Linked DNA regions of Homo sapiens: region 1 is linked to region 2. Evidence: read pairs that join two places in POLR2A ChIA-PET (ENCODE). Cell type or tissue: MCF 10A. All regions are shown on one strand. Links, peaks and the distances in the headings refer to the core of each region. The heading gives the core; the rest is flanking DNA.

Evidence for each region. ChIA-PET counts read pairs that join two places held together with the same protein. Peaks named below come from ENCODE experiments on the same cell type or tissue, not always from the same donor. Only the 100,000 strongest peaks of a DNase experiment are listed, where the experiment ranks them.
Region 1: POLR2A ChIA-PET joins it to region 2 with 5 read pairs; 2 of 35 experiments call an interaction of 5 or more read pairs at or near these places.

What each region holds. Positions count from the first base shown.
Region 1 is chr6:83,804,301-83,809,690 of GRCh38, forward strand. No RefSeq gene overlaps it. Among named protein-coding and RNA genes, the nearest start is that of RIPPLY2, 46 kb to the right of the region's middle. In MCF 10A, for the core only: no CTCF peak of the experiment used is centred there; no DNase peak of the experiment used is centred there.
Region 2 is chr6:83,864,555-83,869,944 of GRCh38, forward strand. The region is part of intron 4 of RIPPLY2-CYB5R4 (RIPPLY2-CYB5R4 readthrough); the gene reads left to right. The region is part of intron 2 of CYB5R4 (cytochrome b5 reductase 4); the gene reads left to right. Among named protein-coding and RNA genes, the nearest start is that of CYB5R4, 7.6 kb to the left of the region's middle. In MCF 10A, for the core only: no CTCF peak of the experiment used is centred there; DNase peaks (open chromatin) are centred at 3,237 and 4,297.

The DNA.
Region 1 (5,390 bases), core at 293-5,292, 60 kb before region 2:
TTTGCTTAAGCTGTGTAGCAGCAATTTTCTTCCTTTAAAAGTTAAACCATCTCTTTTCCTTTTCCTACTCTGATATGTTCTCTTACATCAACTCTTTTTTAAAAATTAACATTTAGAGCCACAGCAGGTTGCTAAGAGTACATAGCATGCCATCGTGTTCCAGGGCCACCATGGCCTCTGCTCCTCCTGAGATCATGATCCCTGTAGAGTCCTCCCAGATGGATCTCTTATTTTCCTTACCTTTTTCCTCAAGGGCTCTGGAAGCATTTATCTTTTCATTTAAGACCATTTATAACTAGAAACTAAGCTTTAGTGCTTAGTTCCTTCAGCTGACTTTAGTCTTCCATGATTTCTGTTTCAATGCTAGGGTTTTCTGGTGTTTGATTTTGTTTTCTCTTTGTTCTGAAACATTCAACTTTCCTCTCCCCAGCATTCTATCAGGACATAAAATTGATGCCTATCAAACCCTTAGTATAAGAGTCTGTAGTATGTCACATTCATGTAAGTACATCTATGCTTGTTTATCATGCCACAAACATGTTAAATGATTTTTATCTTTGCAAAAGGTAACATTAGTGTTCCCTGAAGCCAGGTCACATGGAGTAGAATAGGTATAAATTCAGTAAACATAAATCCTGTGTTTTTTTCTTATGTTTTCAAGTCAATATTTTTCTATACACATATTTGCTTATATGTTTAGAAGTTGTTACTTGATGATTAGGGTTGTGATGAATGATACCATCCTTAGACCTAAAAAATTTGTTAAATTAACTTTTTGGTTCATATGGTGCACTCTAGTGGGGTCTACTTGAATTACAAACTGTCCTGTTCCCAGCTCCTTCCATCATTTTTGAAGATTGGGGAATTATCAGAGAGGCAGAAATTAACTAAAAATATACTGTGGCATAACATATATCATTTAAAAACTGGTGAACTCTTCTGAATAAAAGAAACATAGATCCAGAAAGGAGGTGGAAGTATCCAGTTCTTTCTATTGCTTCTAATGAGCACTTCACCTAAGTCAATCCAGAAGATAGATTTCTACCCTAAGCATATGTCTGAAGGAGAGAAGTAAATCATGCAACATAACTATTTTGTGTTTACTTTGAAAAGGTTTCAAATCGATGTTAAACATCATTATCATCAAATATTTACAGAGCATGAGTTTTGTACTTAAAAGTGTACAAGATGCTATGATTATTTTTTCCTGGGCTACTACATACATTATAACTACTGACAAGCCAGTACATTCAAGTGTATCTTTACATTTAATTGGAAAATCAAAATAGAATTCTTTTTTTTGAGACAGAATCTCACTCTGTCACCGAGGCTGGAGTGCAGTGGTGTGATCATAGCTCATTGTAAGCTCAAACTCCTGTCCTCCTGCCTCAGCCTTCCAAGTAGCTGGGACTATAGGTGTGTGCCACCACTCTGCTTTCCCTGGACTAATTTTTAAATTTTTTGTAGAGATGAGTCCTCACTTTGTTTCCCAGGCCTCAAGCAATCCTCCTGCCTCAACTTCCCAAAGAACTGGGGTTACAGATATGAGCCACTGGGCTGGGCCCCTAAAATAGAACTCATAGGATGAGGTGTATATTAGTCTGTCTCACCCTGCTAATAAAGACATATCTGAGACTGCGTAATTTACAAAGGAAAGAGGTTTAATGGACTCACCTTATGATTGTGAGGAAGGCCTCACAATCATGGCAGAAGGCAAATGAGGAGCAAAGTCACATCTTACATGGTGGCAGGCAAGAGAGCTTGTGCAGGGGAACTCCCATTTATCAAACCATCAGATCTCAGGAGACTTATTCACTAATATGGGAAGACTATGGGGGAAACCACCCCCATGATTCAATTATCTCCACCTGGCCTTGCCCTTGACACGTGGGGATTATTACAATTCAAAGAGAGATTTGGGTGGGAACACAGCCAAACCATAGCAGGGTGATACCATAACACTGTGGAAAATAGCCATGTTCTGCCAATAATGTTGGAGACCAGAGATATTCTTCATGGAAAATTTCTAGTCCATTTTCTTTTAATATAGCACATTTTCATTTCTGTGTGATTTTTTAAAAAAGAAAATCCAATAGACAATGTAGATATGAAGCTGTGCAATGTTGAAAGCAGAGAGGACTGAGAATTAAGAGATCTGGATTCTAGTTGGTGTGCTTTCACCAGCCAGCTTAGAGACTGGGCAAGCCAGTGAACAGTCTGGTCTTCCACTTTTTCATCTGTAAGACTAGGAGGTTAGCCAAATATTTCTTCATTGGTTGGTTCATTAGTTGATCCTAACTATGACATTGCATTGTTCACAAGTAGAAACACTATTTTTCACAGTCCCTGAAAATCTGTGAGAAATTTAGGGTACTTTAACGTTCATATTAAAGTCCTGTCCAAAGGAGAAAGTCGTATTAACTAGTTAATACTAGTCGTTTGTAACATAATTCAGACAAATAAGAATCATAGAAGAATGTTCTTTGAACATTCTCATTTGTTGGTAATGTTTACATTCTCTTGGATCACTAGAACTCGGTAGTTATGAAAGGTTTATAGTACTCATAACAGAAAGGAATGCTTAATTGCATAATAGGAACTTTTTGATAAGAAAATATGGATACAGATAGACTCCGTCAAAGTCCATATATATCCTTCAGTTTGGCATGCATGGGAAAACATTATTCACATGTTCTTCTCATAATTATTATTAAACCTATATTAATATATAATATAATAAAGATTTTTAGAGATGACTTTAAATATCTCTATATGCCTAAGGTTTTATATTAGGCCATAATAAAATGTGTGGATTCTGAATAATAATTTCTGGTTGTTACTTAAAATTTATACAGAAATATATTCTGCTAAATGAAACAAAGTTGAGGCAAGAATCAATGGCATGAGAGCTTCCTTGAGAAATGATTAAGTCCATCGCTTTGCCCACCTCTAAACCTATGTGCTACATTATCTGAAGAGAAAGAGACACTGACCTATTTTTAAATTCCCCATTCTGGTAGGTTCCTCAGTCCTCCTGAGTAATGCCCACATTCCTGTGTCTGACTCTTCAGATTCCTGCCTCCTCTTCAGGATATGGTGGTAACTATGTCAGCATTTAAAGAATGAAAAATTAAATATCATAGGGTACATAATTTATGCTACAAATTAATCCCCATTTCATTCACATATTCCATTGGTTCTCTGTTTTGCTTTTATCTCACCATGATTATCAAGTAGATGTAGTTAAATAATATCTTCACCTTCTGCCATTTAAAAAATAATAGCTCTTAGTGCTTAGTAGGTACTGGGCAGTATGTAAACACCAGGGTTAGAGTCAAGTAATTATTTTAAGACCTAAATTTGTTCTTTTTCTGATTTTATTAATGTCCCTAATTCCACAACATGAACTCTGTGGTAAACTACTTAATAAACTACTACCAAACGAAACAGTTGATTCAGTCAATATAGGGACAACATGTAGTCAAGATTTAAACAAAATTCTATTCAACAGCAAAGTCAGTTAAGAAAAAAGAAAACAACACTAATAAAACTATATTTGGATTCACACCAAACCAAGTATTTTGTTATAGTATAATACAATTCTTGCTAGTTTCTCATATATACATAAAGCAAATTTTAAAAAATCACCAAAATGTTGAAATATTATTCACTCAAGATTGGTAAGGTACTTGTCCCTGATGCTAATGAAATGTACTGAAGTCATGATATGAAATGTAAGCTTACTACAAAAGCTTTAATCATTTATGTTACAGTTCTACATTAAGGCACAAGCCAAGAGCAGTTGAAGAATTTGCCATATAGAGACCCAGATCAAGTTTCTGCATTTAATGAGCTACAAAAGGACACTATATTTAGCTCATGTCTCAGAGCAGTAATTCAGTCATTACCTCTATCTTGTAAAAAGATTGTTGGAAACAAGTCATTTTAAAAGCTGTTAAAATATCCTAACTTGATGAATTCATTCTAAAAATGGATACTATATAGATTAGTGCAGGAAATATATAAATACTATAAGAGGATTCACTTCCCCAGAAATTCACATATAGTCCATCTCAGGGGAAAAAATGCTGATTCCAATCCAGTAACAATTACCTCCTATAAATTTATCTGTCATAGGTTATTTCCCATCATCTTGGTATGTTCAGACTCTATAAATAAATCCACGGTGGTTAGAAATGTCACACTAAGGCTGGGCACCATGGCCCACACCTGCAATCCCAGCACTTTGGAAGGCCAAGATGGGAGGATCTCTTGAGCCCAGGAGTTCAAGACCAGCCCGGGCAACACAGCAAGACCCCATCGCTACGAAAGTAAAAAAAAAATTAGCCAGGTGTTGTGTTGCGCACCTGTAGTCCCAGCTACTCAAGAGGCTGAGGTGGGAGGATCCCTTGAGCTCAGGAATTCAAGGTTGCAGTGAGCTATGATTGTACCACTGCAGTTAAGCCTGGGCAACAGAAAGAGACCTATTTCAAAAAAATAAAAACATAGAAATATCACACTATGGCATTCTGGCGACATTTGATCTGGCTAAAACAATGAAATATAATCAGATTTTAAAATGTGTTCTCTTCTGAAAATGCCAAAGAACTCAAAAAGAATAATCACATTCACTTTCACGAAATATTCTAGCATCAGATGCATAAAATGCTAAAAGCCCCTTTCTAGAGGTAGAAGCATATAATACAATGAAAGACCTTAGAAGGAATATATTTATACACATTAAAGAGTCTCATTCTAGAAGAGCATGAATTTGCTTGAGTTGTTTTCTTCCTGTTATATAAGAGCATGGGAGTCAGCCAATGGACATCTTGCCACAGAGGATCGACAGATGCTTGCAGAGTAAAAGTGGGAAAAAGCCAGGAAGTCCAAATTAGCAAACTTCATTTTGACTATGGACAAAACATTTGTTTTAATGAAAGATATTCAACTCGTTTTCTAGTTTTGACATAGGCCTTATGACTTTATAAACACATTTTATTATCCACTTCTTTAAGGTTTTTAAAAAACAATCCATATTCTCGCTTTCATAGGTGCAGTGTTGTATTTTATTATACGCCAATAAATGAACTGCAATATGTGGCCAGAAATACTGAATATTTCAATATTATAGGCATAGCATTGTTGTTTTTAAGATGCAGCGAGAAATCTGAGCATTTGCATGGGAATGGTCTATTAGAAAAGTTTGTAAAAAAAAAAAAGAAGAGTAAAATTAATATAAATTTTCCTGCAAACAATTATTACCTTGAAACACTATATTTCATGTCCTTAGCATTCCTCATCTTGTTCTAATTATCAGCCTCTTTCCACCTTACCATGTAGTGTGATAGAGAGGGCACGGGCTCTGAAATTTTACAGGTCTGCCTTCAAAT
Region 2 (5,390 bases), core at 154-5,153:
TCTTGCTTCCTTGTACTGCATTTCCTTTGAAAGGAAACAAGCATTTGCCAGGCAATATAGTACAAAATTATTTGGTAAAATCCAGTTTATATAGCAATAACTTTCTGTCTCAGAGCCTTATAACAGAATTCTGTTGGAAAAAAAAAATCTCTGAGAATCTAAAGTAAACCTGAAAGTCCTGCATTAAAGCCAAATCTTCAGTTTTCACTTGCAGCAATTTTCATTACATGGTATATGTTTCTTAGCAATATTAGTTACTTGATTTTGTTTAGCTCAGAGTGCATTAGAAACTCCAAATTAAATATAAATGTATTGGAGGAGGTGAGCAGGCAGACAAGAAGGTAGCTGATAAAAGCTGACTTTGTGGTAGCCAACAACCTGATATCTAGTAGGGGAACAAAAATAAAAATGAAAGGCATCCAACTATACCATGAGGCTCCATGCATGGTTAACTGTGTTTACCATCTGTTTAGAGAGGAAGGGAAATATATCATTTTTGTTCTTAATGCAATTGTAATTTTATCATTGTATAATTTTGGTTTGTTGTCAGTTATCCTGACTGCACTATAACCTATATGAGGGCAGGGACATTGTTGGTCTTACTGCTCTGTCCTGAGTGGCTGGCACATAGAGGCCATTGACTTGTATTTGTTCAATGAGTGTAACACTTACTTTTAAGAAGTATGGTCACTTAAAGAGGTATCTGGTGGTTTTCACAGTGGATTGGTGATATCAACACCAATAAATGCTGTATTAATTTCCTATGGATGCCGTAACAAAGGACCACAAACTAGATGGCTTAAACAACAGAAATTTGTCTCATAGTTTTGATGGCTAGAAGTCTGTGATTAGGGTGTCAGCAGGGTTCGTTCCTTCTGATGACTGAGTAACAATTTGTTCCATGCCTCTCACCTAGCTTCTGGTGGTTTGCTGGCAATCTTTGGAGTTCCTTGGCTTATAGAACATTACCCTAATATCTGACTTCATCTTCACGTGGCATATTCCCTATGTGCTTGTCTGTGGTCAGATTTTCTGTTTTTATATGGACCCTAATCATACTCGATTAGGGACCTCCCCTACTCCAGTATGACCTCATTTAATTTTGCATCTGTAACAACCCTATATCCAAATAAGGTCATATTCTGAGCTACTGATGGTTAGGACTTCAACCTATGAATTTGGAGGGGGACACAGTTCCACCCATAACAGACACAATTAGAGTGTGAAATTTTCAGTGGCAAAGGGTATGGAAACTTCCAGCAGGTGATGACGTAGTTTATATTGAGACATAACAGGTGTTCAGCTCCCCAAAGTTCCTCAGAGACCTACAAATGTGAATGGTACCAGCAATCTGGAATGAGGATTCTGGCAGGTGCAAAAAGATCCTTTTGACATTTTATAGGGTTTTTGCCACCCTCTTTATCCTTCCTTCATGCTCCCTATCTGTTTACCAGCTGCAAGTAACTGGTACAAAATGACTTCCCCATTGTGCCTGAGTGTTTTCTGCTAGATAGGGTGAAGTCAAGATTAATTTCCCAAGAACACCTTTCAGCTGGCCCAGGCTGCAGGCATGCCTGAGTTCTGTTTCTGCACTAGGAAACCACTTTAGAAAACTTGATTATGTGAACCCTTCATATCCTAGTGATATTAGATAATTGAGGCATTATTAGAATACAGTTAGACTTTATTATTCATATGATGTATTGATGGGGACAAGGGACTGGATTGCTGTGTTTGAAAAGTGATACAGGTTGAGTATCCCTTATCCAAAATGCTTGGGATCAGAAGTATTTTGAATTTGGGATTTTTTCAAATTTTGGAATATTTGCATTATATACTTACTGGTTGAGCATCCCAAATCCAAAGACCGGAAATTTAAAATGCTCCATTGAGTGTTTCTGTTAAATATATTGGAGCTCAAAAAGTTTCAGATTTTGGAGCATTTCAGATTTATGAATTTGGGATACTTAACCTCTACACTGCTCCCGGTTCCATATCCTCTGTAATGATTTGAATGTATAGCACCTCGTCTGGTAAGGTGGTTGAATTAATCATGGTTTGTTTTTTTTTTTTATAAAGGAGACAGGATCTCGCTTTGTCCCCTAGGCTGGAGTGCAGTGGCTTGATCTTGGCTCACAGCATCCTTGACCTCCTGAGCTCAAGTAATCCTCCTGCCTCACCCTCCTAAGTAGCTAGGATGACAAGTGTGCACCACCATGCCCAGCTATTTATTTTTTATATTTTTCTAGAGATAGGGTCTTGCTCTGTTGCCCAGGCTGGTCTTGAATTCCAGGTCTCAAGCAGTCCTCCTGCCTCAGCCTCCCAAAGTGCTGGGATTACAGGCATGAGCCACCATACCTGGCCATGAATTTTTTAGAGGTTTCTGCTGGGGAACATGTTCTACTCTATCTATAGTAAGATGTTTTCCCCTCTTTGTAGAAATAAGATGTGTCTTTTTTTAAATCTTTTTACAGAGTTTGGTCTTTTATTTTATCAAGAAATACTCAGTTTAGACCCTGCTGATGGAGGAAGGATAAATTATTGTTAGCAGGCAGAGTGAAGCACCTTAAGAGGGCTACAAAGTGTAAGTGATATCAGACTGTTGGAAGGGAGACACATGAGTTAGGAAAATCAGGGATGCTTTTGTGGTAGAGATAAGCCTTGAAGCAGTAGACAGGATTTCAATAGGAAATGAGGAAGTGCACTCAGGTGGAAGGAAAGGCCTGAACAAAGGTACAAACACAGGAAAGTTTGAGGTGTTCTGGAGCTTAGGTTAATTGTTGGAGAATTATAAGAAGGAAGGCTGGAAAGGTATGTTAGGTCAGATTGTGGACAACCTTGAAAGCCAGACTGGGAAATGTGTTCCTCATATAGATGGCAGTGTGTACTCTTGAAGGGATTTGAATGTGGGGACAGTGTTATAAGAGTATGCCTTGGAAAGATTAATCTGGTGGTAGGTGTGGTGAATTGAAATAGGGTAAGGAAAGCATTTATCTTCTTACAGAAGTTCGGATGATAACAGGAGGTGAACCAGGATGTTGACAAAGGTCATGGAATAATAGGATGAATGTGAGACAAACAGATTACTGGTAACTTCTAGCACGATCCCAATGAAACTAAAATTACATGTGTAAGGGAAATGGCTGTGCTTTAGTCAGGAGTAGGCCGAGGTGGCCTGTATGCACAGCATGACTCAGCGGGTTTGGAGCGCAGGCACATAACCTCGCACATTATGTAACCATGTCATGTGAGCTCGTGCTTGGCTCTGAGTCACTATTGTCTGTAAAAAGTATAATTGCCCTGCTTACGCTGTACATACAGCTTGCTCACACCCAGTGAGAGAGTAAAGCCATGTTGAAACTGTCTGCGATTCCTCAAGTGTTTTTCCAGCTACCCTCCACTTGCCCACCCACTCCCCTCAGACCTCAGTTAGAACCTGACAACATGACTAAACAAAATTACCTTTTTCTTCACAGCTGTTCTAATTTAAAATATTACTGATAGCTTCTTAATGGGGGAATGTGTGTGCCAACTTTAGTCTTGAAGGTTAGAGATAGTGTTTGGACCCAAGTTTTCATCAAAACTGTGCCACAGGGAAGCATGGTATCATAGTGCCTTTTTTTTTTCCCTTTTTTAAAGTACTAATTCCTTCATTTTGTGACAATTGCCCCATTTTTAGATTAGGTCTGAATTCAACTGATCACAATGTGGGAGACACAATCAGTTTCTTCAGGAAATCTTAGAAAATATACAATTTGGTATGGGTTTTTATGACTAATATTTTGGGGACTGTTTTCTTTTTTTGAATAAGTAGCAGCATTTCTGCTTCATGTTCAGGTGTGCCGAGCCTAGTCACATACCTTAAAATGATGGTATAAAAACAGCACTTGGCTGACAGTGGGATATAAAAAATGAGCATCAGTTTGGAATGATCTCTAAGACGTGTATCAAGTTCCTAATTTTTTCATTTAATTTTCACCATTTTCTGTAAAGTATGTAATTATTGTAATGCAGTAGTAGTTAATTGGAATGCTGAAGAAATCGGTTTGTAGGGGGATTACTGCTTTTTTAAAAAACTTGAATTTACCATTAATTCATGCTTTTATATTTTTCTCTCTTGTTTCTCCCTCTCTTTCTCAAGAACTAAAGATTTACAGATATGTAAAGTGTTGAGCAAGTAGCTAAATCACTCGTCTGAGAGTTCTTCTGTCAAGCCTAGATCAGACTGTTTTTACTGTAATATGATATGTTTTATTGTAGTACAGTCAGTGTTAGTAATGATGCATTAAGTAGTGAAATCATCATTTGGGCAGCATGGTTCACCCTTTTATCTTAGTGAGGGTAAGGGAAGTGTGGCTTGATACTCAATAACAGTCCATTTGAATAAATGGTATTTCAAAAAAAGTTGACTACAGCCAAAGGACTAGTGTCCCTGTTGCTAAAAATTTAGCAGATTAGGTTCTCCAAATGGTATTTTAATGGATTTTACTTATTTAGAAATGAACACATTTTGATTTCTCCTTATGCTGATTGTCATATACTAGTAAATTGAAGAGGCCTGCTTGATGCCACTGCAAAAGTGGCTTATAATGGGTCTGTATTTTTAATTTCATAACTATTTTTTAAAACTTGTGAAGTGGATCCTAAGAAGTAGTATTTAGTCCTGTTATATTTCCATTGCAGTTATTTAGATTTCTAGGTTCATTTACAACAGACCTTTTAAAATTTACTCATAGGAAGGTAGTGTAAATTTTTGTGAATATAGTTGATCCTCATTATTCATGGACTTTATATTTGCAAGTTTACCTACTTGCTAAACTGCGTTCATAACCTCAAACTCAGTACTCACAGTGTCTGTTATTCATTCAAAGACACACACAGAGCAGTGAAAAATATCTTTGTTGCCCAGCGTGCACATTCCTAGCTGAGGTTAGACAAGGCTATGTTCTGACTTCTTGTTTTAGTTCTTATACTGTAAAAAAGTGTCTTTTTGACCAGGCACAGTGGCTCACGCCTGTGATCCCAGCACTTTGGGAGGCCAAGGCAGGCGGATCACCTGAGGTCACGAGTTCGAGAACAACCTGCCCAACATGGCAAAACTCCAGCTCTACTAAAAATACAAAAAATTAGCTGGGCATAGTGGCACATATCCCAGCTACTCTGGAGGCTGAAGCAGGAGAATTGCTTGAACCCGGGAGTCAGAGGTTCCAGTCAGCCGAGATCACACCATTGCACTCCAGCCTGGGCGACAAGGGCATAACTTCGTCTCAAAAAAAAAAAAAGTGTCTGTTTTTGAGGTCTGTTTAGTGCCATAATTTTTACACTTTTGTGTTTTTGGTTGGTGTTTTTACTGTTTAAAATGGCCCCCAAGAATAGTGCTGAAGTGCTGT